Linked DNA regions of Homo sapiens: region 1 is linked to region 2. A link is a contact called in ENCODE Hi-C or POLR2A ChIA-PET data. All regions are on one chromosome and are shown on one strand. The core of a region is the stretch at or near the end of the contact, and the rest is flanking DNA. Distances in the headings are between cores, read along the strand shown. Region 1 overlaps TESK2 (testis associated actin remodelling kinase 2). Region 2 holds the start of PTCH2 (patched 2).

Evidence for each region. A loop is a pair of places that touch in the nucleus more often than their neighbours do. ChIA-PET counts read pairs that join two places held with the same protein, here RNA polymerase II (POLR2A). Pooled maps may share reads with other maps.
Region 1: a pooled map shows a loop between it and region 2 (2.2-fold over the local background). The contact joins the enhancer-like site here to the promoter of PTCH2 in region 2. A Hi-C loop is called at or near these places in 3 of 50 pooled maps. POLR2A ChIA-PET finds 5 or more read pairs at or near these places in 3 of 52 experiments (A673, H1 and Panc1).

The regions. Positions count from the first base shown.
Region 1 is chr1:45,358,263-45,363,810 of GRCh38, forward strand. All of the region lies in intron 4 of TESK2 (testis associated actin remodelling kinase 2), which reads right to left. It also overlaps the pseudogene LOC124904849. Among named protein-coding and RNA genes, the nearest start is that of TOE1, 21 kb to the left of the region's middle. RefSeq lists enhancers at 1,633-1,732, 1,993-2,072, 2,203-2,702. Within about 2 kb of position 1,694, at least 9 of the 41 ENCODE cell types and tissues checked have a DNase peak (open chromatin) inside an H3K27ac peak, as active enhancers do.
Region 2 is chr1:44,841,871-44,846,780 of GRCh38, forward strand. It overlaps PTCH2 (patched 2), which reads right to left and starts at 1,383. Exons shown (of 22, transcript NM_003738.5): 1 at 991-1,383; 2 at 1-169. The coding sequence starts at 1,062. RefSeq lists a silencer at 1,329-1,598.

The sequences.
Region 1 (5,548 bases), core at 444-2,943, 520 kb after region 2:
AGACTGTACCACTGCACTCCAGCCTGGGCAACAGAGCGAGACTCCATCTCAAAAAAAAAAAAAAATTAGCTGGGTGTGGTGGTGTGTGCCTATAGTCACAGCTACTCACAGGTTGAGGTTGGGATGATCACTTGAACCTCAGGAGGTCAAGGCTGTAGTGAGCCATGATTGTGCCACTAGATTCCAGCCTAGGCAACAGAGAGAGACCCAGTCTCAAAAAAAAGTGAGTAAGTATATGTATTTATAAATAATAATAGCAGCTGTTATTTATATAGTATCTAAATTGTTTCAGGCACTGTTCTGAGAGTTTTGCATATATTATCTCATTTAATCTGCACAATAACCCTATAAGGTAGGTACACTGGTACTTTTTTTCCTTTTTTTTTTCATGTCAGACAACGTGCAGACATTAATAAGGTTTGAGGGTAGTACACCTCACACATGCACATGAAAATCCAATCATCGTGCTATGGACTACAAAATGACTACATACTATTACTCATTTTAGAGAAGGCATTTAGAAATTAAGCAACTTGCTTAAAGTTATCCAGTTATTAAGTGGCAGAGACTGGCAGACTCTGCAGTCTGGCTCCAGAGTCCATACTCTTTACCACTACGTTGCACTGGAGACTTAGAGACCACAGCATCTGAGTAAGAGAGCCTCATGCAGCACAGGAGCTCAAAAATGAATTTACTCAAACCTTATATGATGTATTATCTCCCTCCTCCTCCCAAGGGAGAAAAAGAGGGAAATTCCTCTAAGCCTAAAATTTATATCTTAATACATATTTTTGGGTACCATTGCATTTACAAAGGACTAGGGAACTTAATGGGATAAGAGGAGAAATATCTGAATTCTAGCCCAATTCAGCCTCCTAATAGCCATTTAACTTGGACAAATCAACTAATAAGGCTATCCATCTTTCACTTTTCTCAACTATAAGTAGGTATGATAATCCCTGATTCACCTAATTTGCAGTGTTGTTATGAGAATCTAATAAAATATGTGAAAGTTGGCCAGGCGCCGTGGCTCACGCCTGTAATCTCAGCACTTTGGGAGGCCAAGGCGGGCAGATCACCTAAGGTCAGGAGTTCAAGACTAGCCTGGCCAACATAGTGAAACCCCATCTCTACTAAAAATACAAAAATTAGCCGGGCATGGTGGTGGGTGCCTGTAATCCCAGCTACTCGGGAGGCTGAGGCAGGAGAATCACTTGAACCCGGGAGGCGGAGGCTGCAGTGAAGTGAGATTGAGCCACTGCACTCCAGCCTAGGCAACAGAGTGAGACCCTGTCTTGAAAAAAAAATATGTAAAAGTTGGCCAGGCGAGATGGCTCACACCTGTATTCCTAGCACTTTGGGAGGCCAAGGCAGGTGGATCCCCTGAGGCTAGGAGTTCGAGACCAGTCTGGCCAACATGGTGAAACCCCATCTCTACTAAAGATACAAAAATAAGCAGGGCATGGTGGCAGACGACTGTGATCCCAGCTACTTGGGAGGCTGAGGCACGAGAATCACTTGAACCTTGGAGGCAGAGGTTGCGGTGGGCAGAGATCATATCACTGCACTCCAGCCTGGGCAACAGGGTGAGACTCTGTCTCAAAAAAATAATAATAAAATAAAATATGTGAAAGCGCTTCGAAAAAAATTTAAATGTCATATATTTTCTGATGTGGTAATAATATAAGCACCAAAAAGAACCAGTTGGGGGCAGCACCATGCAGCACTTCAGATCCTTGGAAGCGTCGGACCAGTTTTGGCAAGACAGAAAGAATGACTAAAAATAAATCTTCCAACTTCTCAAAAGGGAAACTTGTTGATCTGCTTCATCCTGCTTGATAATCCATCTTTGAAAATCTTAAAATAAGGCATAATGACGGCATAAGCACAGCGCCTTGCTCTCTTCATTCTAGTTGAATCTGCCCAAGATTCACATTTGAGGTGCCCATTTGCTGAAAAGAAACTGAGCTTGTGAACTTCAGGGTTATAAGTGGGCAGTGAAGCTGACATCTAATCATGCAGGCAGATTTCTTTAGCTCTGAAAGTCAAAAGGTAGGCAGTGGTTCACTTCTTTAGCATGATGACAGTGTGATATGTCGGGCCTGTCTTCAGGAGCCACTCAGGTTTCCCAACTGAGTGCCAGGCAGAAGACACTATAATGAAAAGACTGTATGTGCACTCTCTATAGGCCAGGTGACACCAGGACTCTTGGTTCTGGGAAACACTTGTTTACTCTGTTCAGCAGTGTCTCTGAAGGCCCTGGAAATCCATATGCAAAGCCAGAGGGTGGAGAGCACAGGAAAAGGTGACAAAAGATGAGGAATCACACTTGGCTAATAGATTCTGGCTTCTCCAGGCAAACTGGAAAAAGCGCAAACCAAGGACCAGAGAGGGAAAACAAATGGAATTTGCTTTTACAACCCATTTCTCTTGCCTGCCTTTGGTGAATACATTAGTTGGGCTGATAAGCCTGTAGGCCCTCAGAAACCGCTTCTCAATGTTTCAAGACCTCTGCATGCATAAGAAAAGGAAATTTGAGATTTGTCAACAAGGAAGATTTCTTTCTTTTTTTTGAGACGGAGTCTCACTCTGTCCCTCAGGCTGGAGTGCAGTGGCGCCATCTCGGCTCACTGCAACCTCCACCTCCCAGGTTCAAGTGATTCTCCAGCCTCAGCTTCCCGTGTAGCTGGGATTACAGGCTGTGTCACCACACCCAGCTAATTTTTGTATTTTTTAGTAGAGACAGGGTTTTCCCATGTTGGCCAGGCTTGTCTCGAACTCCTGACCTCAGGTGATCCACCCGCCTCAGCCTCCCAAAGTGCTAGGATTACAGGCGTGAGCTACCGCACCCAGCCAGAAGATTGCTACACGGTCTCTGTGCCCATTAGCTGGAATGTTCACTTCTCCATAAGCAACTCCCAGTGCAGACTCAGCTGGTGTGGCCTCTAAACAAATCCCTCTGCAGGAAGCAGAGACAAGAGCAACTGCATTAGCATGTTCAGCTTTCCCGGATGGGGATAACAGCTGCTTTGCTTTCATTTTCAGCTAGACTACTCCCTCGGTCAGCCCTATAAAATGACCCAAGGCATTGGTAATACATTTAATTAATACAGAAGTTTTAATATTTTTAATTGTTGTTATTTTAACCTTTCAAGTTAGAAAACTATAATACAGTCAATAAAATGTGTTATAGATACTTCAATACCTCTCAGTGGCTGTTACCTTTTTCTATACCAACTTTACCTATACCAAAACTTGCCTCACTTCCTCACGGTCTAATAAAATAACAGAGTTTCTTCCATTTCATTTGTGTTTGATACTTGGTTTCATTAAATATATACAGCCTTTTCCTAGAAGGCACTCAATAACTTTCTAAAGTGTATTGGTAATTCAACTATATTATGTAAATAAACCTTTATTACTAAAATGCAAGAAATCATATGCCAACATCTTTTTTAAAATCACCAAAGGCACAGAGAAGTGGACACTCAGTTCTCCACTCAGGAATATCAATTCAGGTTATTTCTACAAACATTTATTGAGCACTCCTCCCCCTACTGCCACTTCCATATGAGAGTAAGAACTTGTCTCTTGGCCAGGCACAGTGGCTCTCGCCTGTAATCCCAGCACTTTGAGAAGCTGATGTGGGAGGATCGCTTGAGGCCAGGAGCTCAAGACCAGCCTGGGCAACATAGCAAGACCCCCACTCAAAAAAAAGATGGTAAATTATATGTTATATGTATTTTACCACGATAGAGAATGTGTGTACAAGTGTCCCCATAGTTCTTTAGTCCCTTCCACTATGTAAGGACACAACAAAAAGACAGGCATTTATGAACCATGAAGTAGGCCCTCACCAAACACTGAATCTGCCTGTGCCTAGATCTTAGATTGCCCAGCCTCCAGAAGTGTGAGAAATAAATTTTTGTTGTTTATAAGCTACCCAGTCTATGATATATTCTTATAGCAGCATAAATGGACTAAGACAACTGCCTAGGCTAAAGAGTATAGGTTCTTCCCACATATCCCTATAGGGTCTGGTAGGTACCAATTCAGGCACAGACAAGCACATAAACATATCCATACAGAGAATATTCTGGACTGGCTCTAGGGAATATGTACCTCTCTCTGAGGTAAATGCACCCAGGACTCCAGTTCCCAATTCTTGCTGATTCTAGTCAGCTACAGTAGTTTCAACCAATTATAACTATTCAGAACAATAAGACAAAATGGTAGTTTTAAAAAAATTTGAATTACCAGTGTACTGATACCTGCAACCAAATAAGCTTATCTCTGAACAGTGGTTCAAAGGCATTCAGAGAAGGTCTGGAGAAAATATCAACTCTAAGAATTATTATTCCTTTTTGAAAAATCTACCCAACTGGCCAGGAGTTAGGGCATTTACCCAAAGAAGATAACTGTGCTGTCATCTAACTAGCAGAGATAATTTGCTACCATCTAATTAGCAACATGGTACTGAGAAAGATTCATCCATCCTTCTGTTCACCTACCCAAACACTGAAAACCTACAATGTGAAACACAAAGATAAATGGGGCCAGTCTCTGCCCACAGAGACTAGTCTAGCCTAGATGGTCTAGTAGGGATGCCATACAATCAACTAACACTTTTTTTTTTTCACACAGGAGAATAACATGATCAGATATGCTACATAGAAATATTCTAACAGTAGTATAAAAATTGTATGAAAAGGTCAGGAACTGAGGCTGGGAGAAGAGTTAGGATAACCAAGGCCTGAATAAGACAATGGCAGCAAGAATGGAAAGGAGGTTATTATCTCAGAGACATTAGAGGTAGAATCAGCAAGATTTGGTGTTTGTTCAAAGGCAAGGAGTAATTAAAGAGATAAGGTCTAAATACAAAGTCAGTCCAGTTTGGTGTTTAGCTCATAGTACACAACTCATTCTCCCATTTAACAGTATCTTTTTAAAATTTATTTTCATTTTTTACAACAGGTAGAACCCACTATCAATAACTTATCATTCTCACGCCTCCCTTAGGTTATTCCATTAGCTTTCTAACCTGTTTTCTTGCCCCCTTTTGCATCTTGAAAAGATTTAGCCCTCATTCCAATCCATTTTCCACAATATAGCCAAGACAATCTTTCTGAAATGCCAACCTGAAGCCACTCTCCTGTTAAAATTATTCAGTGATGTGCTATTACTTGTAGGATAAAACCCACAATCCTTAGAAAGGCACACAAAGCCTTTCACTCCTGCTTATAAAAGTCTGACTCCTGCTCACCTGCACATTTGTACACATTGCTGGTCCCTTTACCTCTAATATCCTTCCCCTTTCCCCACCTAGGCCTGGCTAATATTCACTCATTGTTGAGGATTTAATTCCATTTCATGGTAACCCATAGGCAGGGTTGGGGATAAGAAAGACAGTCTATGCAAAAGGAACACAAAGATAACAAAGCACAGAGATTAGTAATTATTCTTTTTTTTTTTTCTGTATAAGTAGGGGAGAAAGTATGAAGCTAAAAAGTTAAGATGGGCAGTATAATATAGTGGTGACTGCAGTTAG
Region 2 (4,910 bases), core at 133-2,632:
TTGTCTCAATAATGGCCATGCGGAGACCTAATGCCAGGGCCCCAAAGGCCAACAGTCCCAGAAAGAGCACTTTGCCACAATGTCTCTGGATCCCGCATCCCAGAGAGAAGAGCAGGCCCTGGAAGTAAGCACGAAGCCAGAGTGGAGCCTTCAGGCTCCCAGCTAGGATCTGGGATGGAAAGAGAAGGGTCAGCCAGGCATCACTGCAACAATGCATGAAATCCTTCCCTTCTCACCCTGTATATCTGCTGCCCAGCCCTCGCTTCTTGATTTCTGGATGTGGGACAGGGAGCACCAACACAGACACAGGCCCAGACTTGGAAGATGTAACACCCACCATCCCCAGCACACACCTGAGGAAGGCATAGGCCTATTTTCCTTTCTTTTCTTTTTGTTTTCTCTCCTTTTTTTTTTTTTTTTTTTTTTTGAGACGCAGTCTCGCTCTGTTGCCCTGGCTGGAGTGCAGTGGTGTGATCTCGGCTGACTGCAACCTCCGCCTCCCAGGTTCAAGAGATTCTCCTGCCTCAGCCTCCCGAGTAGTTGGGACTACAGGCGCCCGCCACCACGCCCTGCTAATTTTTTATTTTTAGTAGAGACAGAGTTTCCCCATGTTGGCCTGGCTGGTCTCGAACTCCTGACCTCAGGTAATCTGCCTGCCTCAGCCTCCCAGTGTTGGGATTACAGGCGTGAGTCACCGCGCCCGGCCGGCATAGGCCCATTTTCTGAGAGCAGGATACATATGTACACACACCTGTCGTCGGGTGGACACAGAGGTGAACCCACAGACATTCATTCTCACTGGCCAGACGATGAGGAGACACCGGCACAGACACACCGACACACACGCACAACTTGCTTGCGGTGCTGGCTCTCACTTGCCTTCAGACATCTAATGACACTCGGCACTTCAAGACATCACAAACCTTGCAGAGGCCCGAGTGACAGACCTGGCTCCGCTCTCTTCCTTCTTCCAGCTCCCCCTCTACTCACCTGGGGTGCTGCGGTTCGAGCTGGGGGTGTGTAACTCGGGGGCAGCTCTCTGAGGGGCGGCGATCGAGTCATGCTGGCGGGGATGGGGGGCGCGGGCGCCCCCAACCCGCGTTATCTGGGCGCTCCCATAGGCTAGCCCGGTCTCCCGGTACCGCTGGGCCCCGCGTAGGGATTCAGTGGGGCCGCCAAGGCGCGGGCGTGGGAGAGACTGTGGGGTGTGGGTGTTAAAGCGGCTGGGAGGGAGGAGTGCAGGGAGCTGCGGGTCCGGGGCGCGGCGCCGGGATTCACCCGCTCCGTGGGCCGTGGGCCGCGGCGGCTGGAGGAGGAATGGGTCCCGCGCGCAGGCGGAATTGCTGGCCCGAGACGCACAGCAGGGCTCGAGGTGGCAACTGCAGTCCCCGGGAGGCGGCTGGAGCTCCAGAAAAGGGAGCTGGCCGGGGCGACGCCCTCCCATTGGCTGAGGGGCCCGCAAATTACCCTAGCCGCGCGGCCCGGCCCGCTGCTAGGTAACGGCGCCGCAGGGGGCGGGGCGGGAGACCACCCAGGCTGGGCCACCCCGCGCCTCCCTCCCGCCCGCGGGGCCCCAGGGAGGAGGAGGGAGGGGGATCCCGGAGAGGCGCAGCGCCGGCCAAGTGTAAGTCCAGAGGCTTACGCTGAGAAAGGGCCTTTGCGGGCTCTGTTAGGGATACACTTTTTTTTTTTTTTTTAAGACGGGGTCTCACTCTGTCACCCAGGCTGGAGTGCAGTGGCTCCATCTCGGCTTGCAGGCTCCGCCTTCCAGGCTCAAGCCATCCTCCCACCTCAGCCTCCCGAGTAGCTGGGATCACAGGCATGCACCACCACGCCCGGCTTTTTGTATTTTTGGTAGAGAACGGGTTTCGCCATGTTGCCCCGGTTGGTCTCAGACTCCCGAGCTCAGGATATCCGCCCGCCTCAGCCTCCCAAAGTGTTGGGATGACAAGCGTGAGCCACCGCGCCCGGCCTAGGGCCACAATTTCTTTTTCTTTTCTTTTTTTTTTTTTTCAGGCTTAATTCACTTTATTTTTCTTGTATAAAAACCCTATGTTGTAGCCACAGCTGGAGCCTGGATCCTCTGCGCGGAGACTCTGGTGTGGGTCTTGACGAGGTGGTCAGTGAATTCCTGATAGGGAGACTTGGTGAATACAGTCTCCTTCCAGAGGTCGGGGGTCAGGTAGCAGTAGGTCTTAGAGATGGCATCAAAGTGGGTAGGGCCACACTTTCTTTCCGACCCAATCAAAGCCCAAGATTTCTTCTGTTCACTCTTCCCGGCTTCCATTCTTGCCCTCTTCAGTCCACTCTCTCCACTGAGACCAGAGTCATTTCTCTAACATGCAAATCTGATAGCTCCAAAGCACAAGGCCCACTTGGAGCACAGGGCCCTGTGTGATCTAGCTAAAGCCTTCTCTCCCATAGTTCCCTCACATCAGTGTTCCCTCGTTCCTGCCTTTGTACATGTTTTGGTCCTTTTGTCTTGGCAGATAATCTTCAAAAACTGAACTTGAATCACCCCCAAAACCCACCTTTTTTTTTTTTTTTTTGAGGCAGGATCTCCCTCTGTTGCCCAGGTTGGAGTGCAGTGGTGCCTTCACAGCACACTGCAGCCTTGAGCTCCCAGTCTCAAGGGATCCTCCCACCTCGACCTCCCAAATGGCTGGGACTACAGGTGTGCACCACCACACCTAGCTAATTTTTGTAATTTTGTATAGACAGGGTTTTGCCATGTTGCCCAGGTTGGTCTCAAACTCCTGGGCTCAGGTCATCTGCCCACCTGGGCCTTCCAAAGTGCTGGAATTATAGGCGTGAGCCACTGTACCCAGCCTACCCCCTCTTTGAAACCTTCCTTGATTCATGTCTCTCTCCTGGCAGATAATTGCTTCTTTGTGCTCTGCATAACAACTCAATTTATATATGTATAATTGCATTTATGACACAAAAACTTATGTACTTGAAAGTCTGCCTTCTTCACCAGACAATAAATAGGTGCTTAATAATTGTTGAGTGAGTCACTAAGAGTTGCAGAATTCAGGGTGTAAAGGATTGGAAATTGGGAAGAATAGAGGCAATAGTCCCTCTATTAAACTTTCAACTATCCTATCTGAGTGTGCTGTTTCTATTGGGTTCCTGATTGATAAACCTCAAGTGGCAGAGTAGGGTAAAATCAATATTCCAATATGTAAAGTTTGAGAAAGAGAAAATGAATCTACAATAAGCTAATTTTTCTAACACAACTACTATTATCTCTGGCAAATTTCTTGGTCAGTTCTTCCAGACTTAAAAAAAATCATTCCATCATAAATATTTCATGTTACTATGTAGTTTTTGTAATCAATCATTTGGAGAATATCCTTAGGACAGATTCCCAGAAGTGGGTTGTTTGGGTCAAAGAGTATGAACATTTTTATGGCTCTTGATACACACTGCTCAACTGATTTTTTGAAAGCTTGTGCAAATTAACATCATCTCTAGAGCCTCAGTCCTGGGGAAGAGGAACATTTAGGTTGAAGGGGTGAACACCTAACAGGTTTGCCATTTCCATTTGTCCATTCACCCAGAAAAATGCCTATGGAGGAACTAATATATGTATGATGCTGTTGGCCAAACAGTAACTGCACATGAAAAGCAGCCTACCTGAATAGCACTTTCTTCTCCCTGTTATAGAGTGTGTCCTGCTGAGCATAAAGTGGCATGGTAGCTCATGCTTGTAATCCCAGCCCTTTGGGAAGCTGAGGCGGGAGGATTGCTTGAGGCCAGGAGTTCAAGCCCTGGCAACATAGTGAGACCCCATCTCTACAAAAAATAAAAAATTAGCTGGGTGTGGTGGCGCACACCTGTAGTCCCAGCTACTTGGGAGGCTGAGGCAGGAGAGTTGATAGAGGCTGCAGCGAGCTGTGATTGTGCCATTGCACTCCAGCCTGGGCGACAAAGTGAGACCCTGCCTCAAAAAACAATAATAATGATAACATAAAAAATTTAAGGTTAAAAAGAACTGTACCCCTAGCAAGTCTCTGAAATAGAAACAGCCTCTAACTTAAGTCTGTATGGGCCCCTAGTTTGCTCTTGGGGCAATAGCTGAAGACAGGGAGTGGCCTGGACTCAGCACTGGTTGTCATCAGGAGTACAACTCCCGATGCTATGCTTTAAGTAAGTCTTAATCTCCTTCCTTTTTACCAGACTCTGCAAGACATAAGGTCCATGGATAAATAGATTTGTAACCACTTGGGCCTTGGGACTCTGCTTTCATCATAGGCCCATCACTGCTAACAATTGTGACAAAGTCCACCATTTCTATGGATGCTTCCAAGGCCAAGTCTGTCTATTAAGGAAACCTCTTGCCTTATAGTTCAAAGACTAGGATGGAAGAAATGGGTCTACAGTTTCCAGCCTTTCCAACCTAGGGCCTAGTGCTGTCTGGCTGCTCCAAGCTACAAAATGACCTGTCTTCTCCCAAACAAAATGGTTTCCTGAGCCCAGCTAAGCTCAGCCAGAGCCAAAGCCATAGACCCCAGGAATAGGAAGGGATAAAGAGGCTTCTCTTCTCTTTCTGCAAGCAGCCTCCTTTATGATAGAACAGCTTGTTTCACTGTCATTTCCACTGGTCCTGGGTACGTGTTTTGGGCCTAAACTAGAGATATTCTCCAAATAACAGGATAAAAGCAATCTAATTAAATCTCATTACTGACTCATGAAACAAACGTCTTGGGATCTCCTTTTTTTAAATTTTTTCAATGAGACAGGGTCTCATTCTGTCACCCAGGCTGCAGTGCAGTGGCATGATCTTGGTGCACTGCAGCCTCTACTGCCCAGGCTCAAGTGATCCTCCCATCTCAGCCTCCCGAGTAGCTGGGACCACAGGCGCGTGACACCACGCCTGGCTAATTTTTTTGTATTTTAGTAGAGAC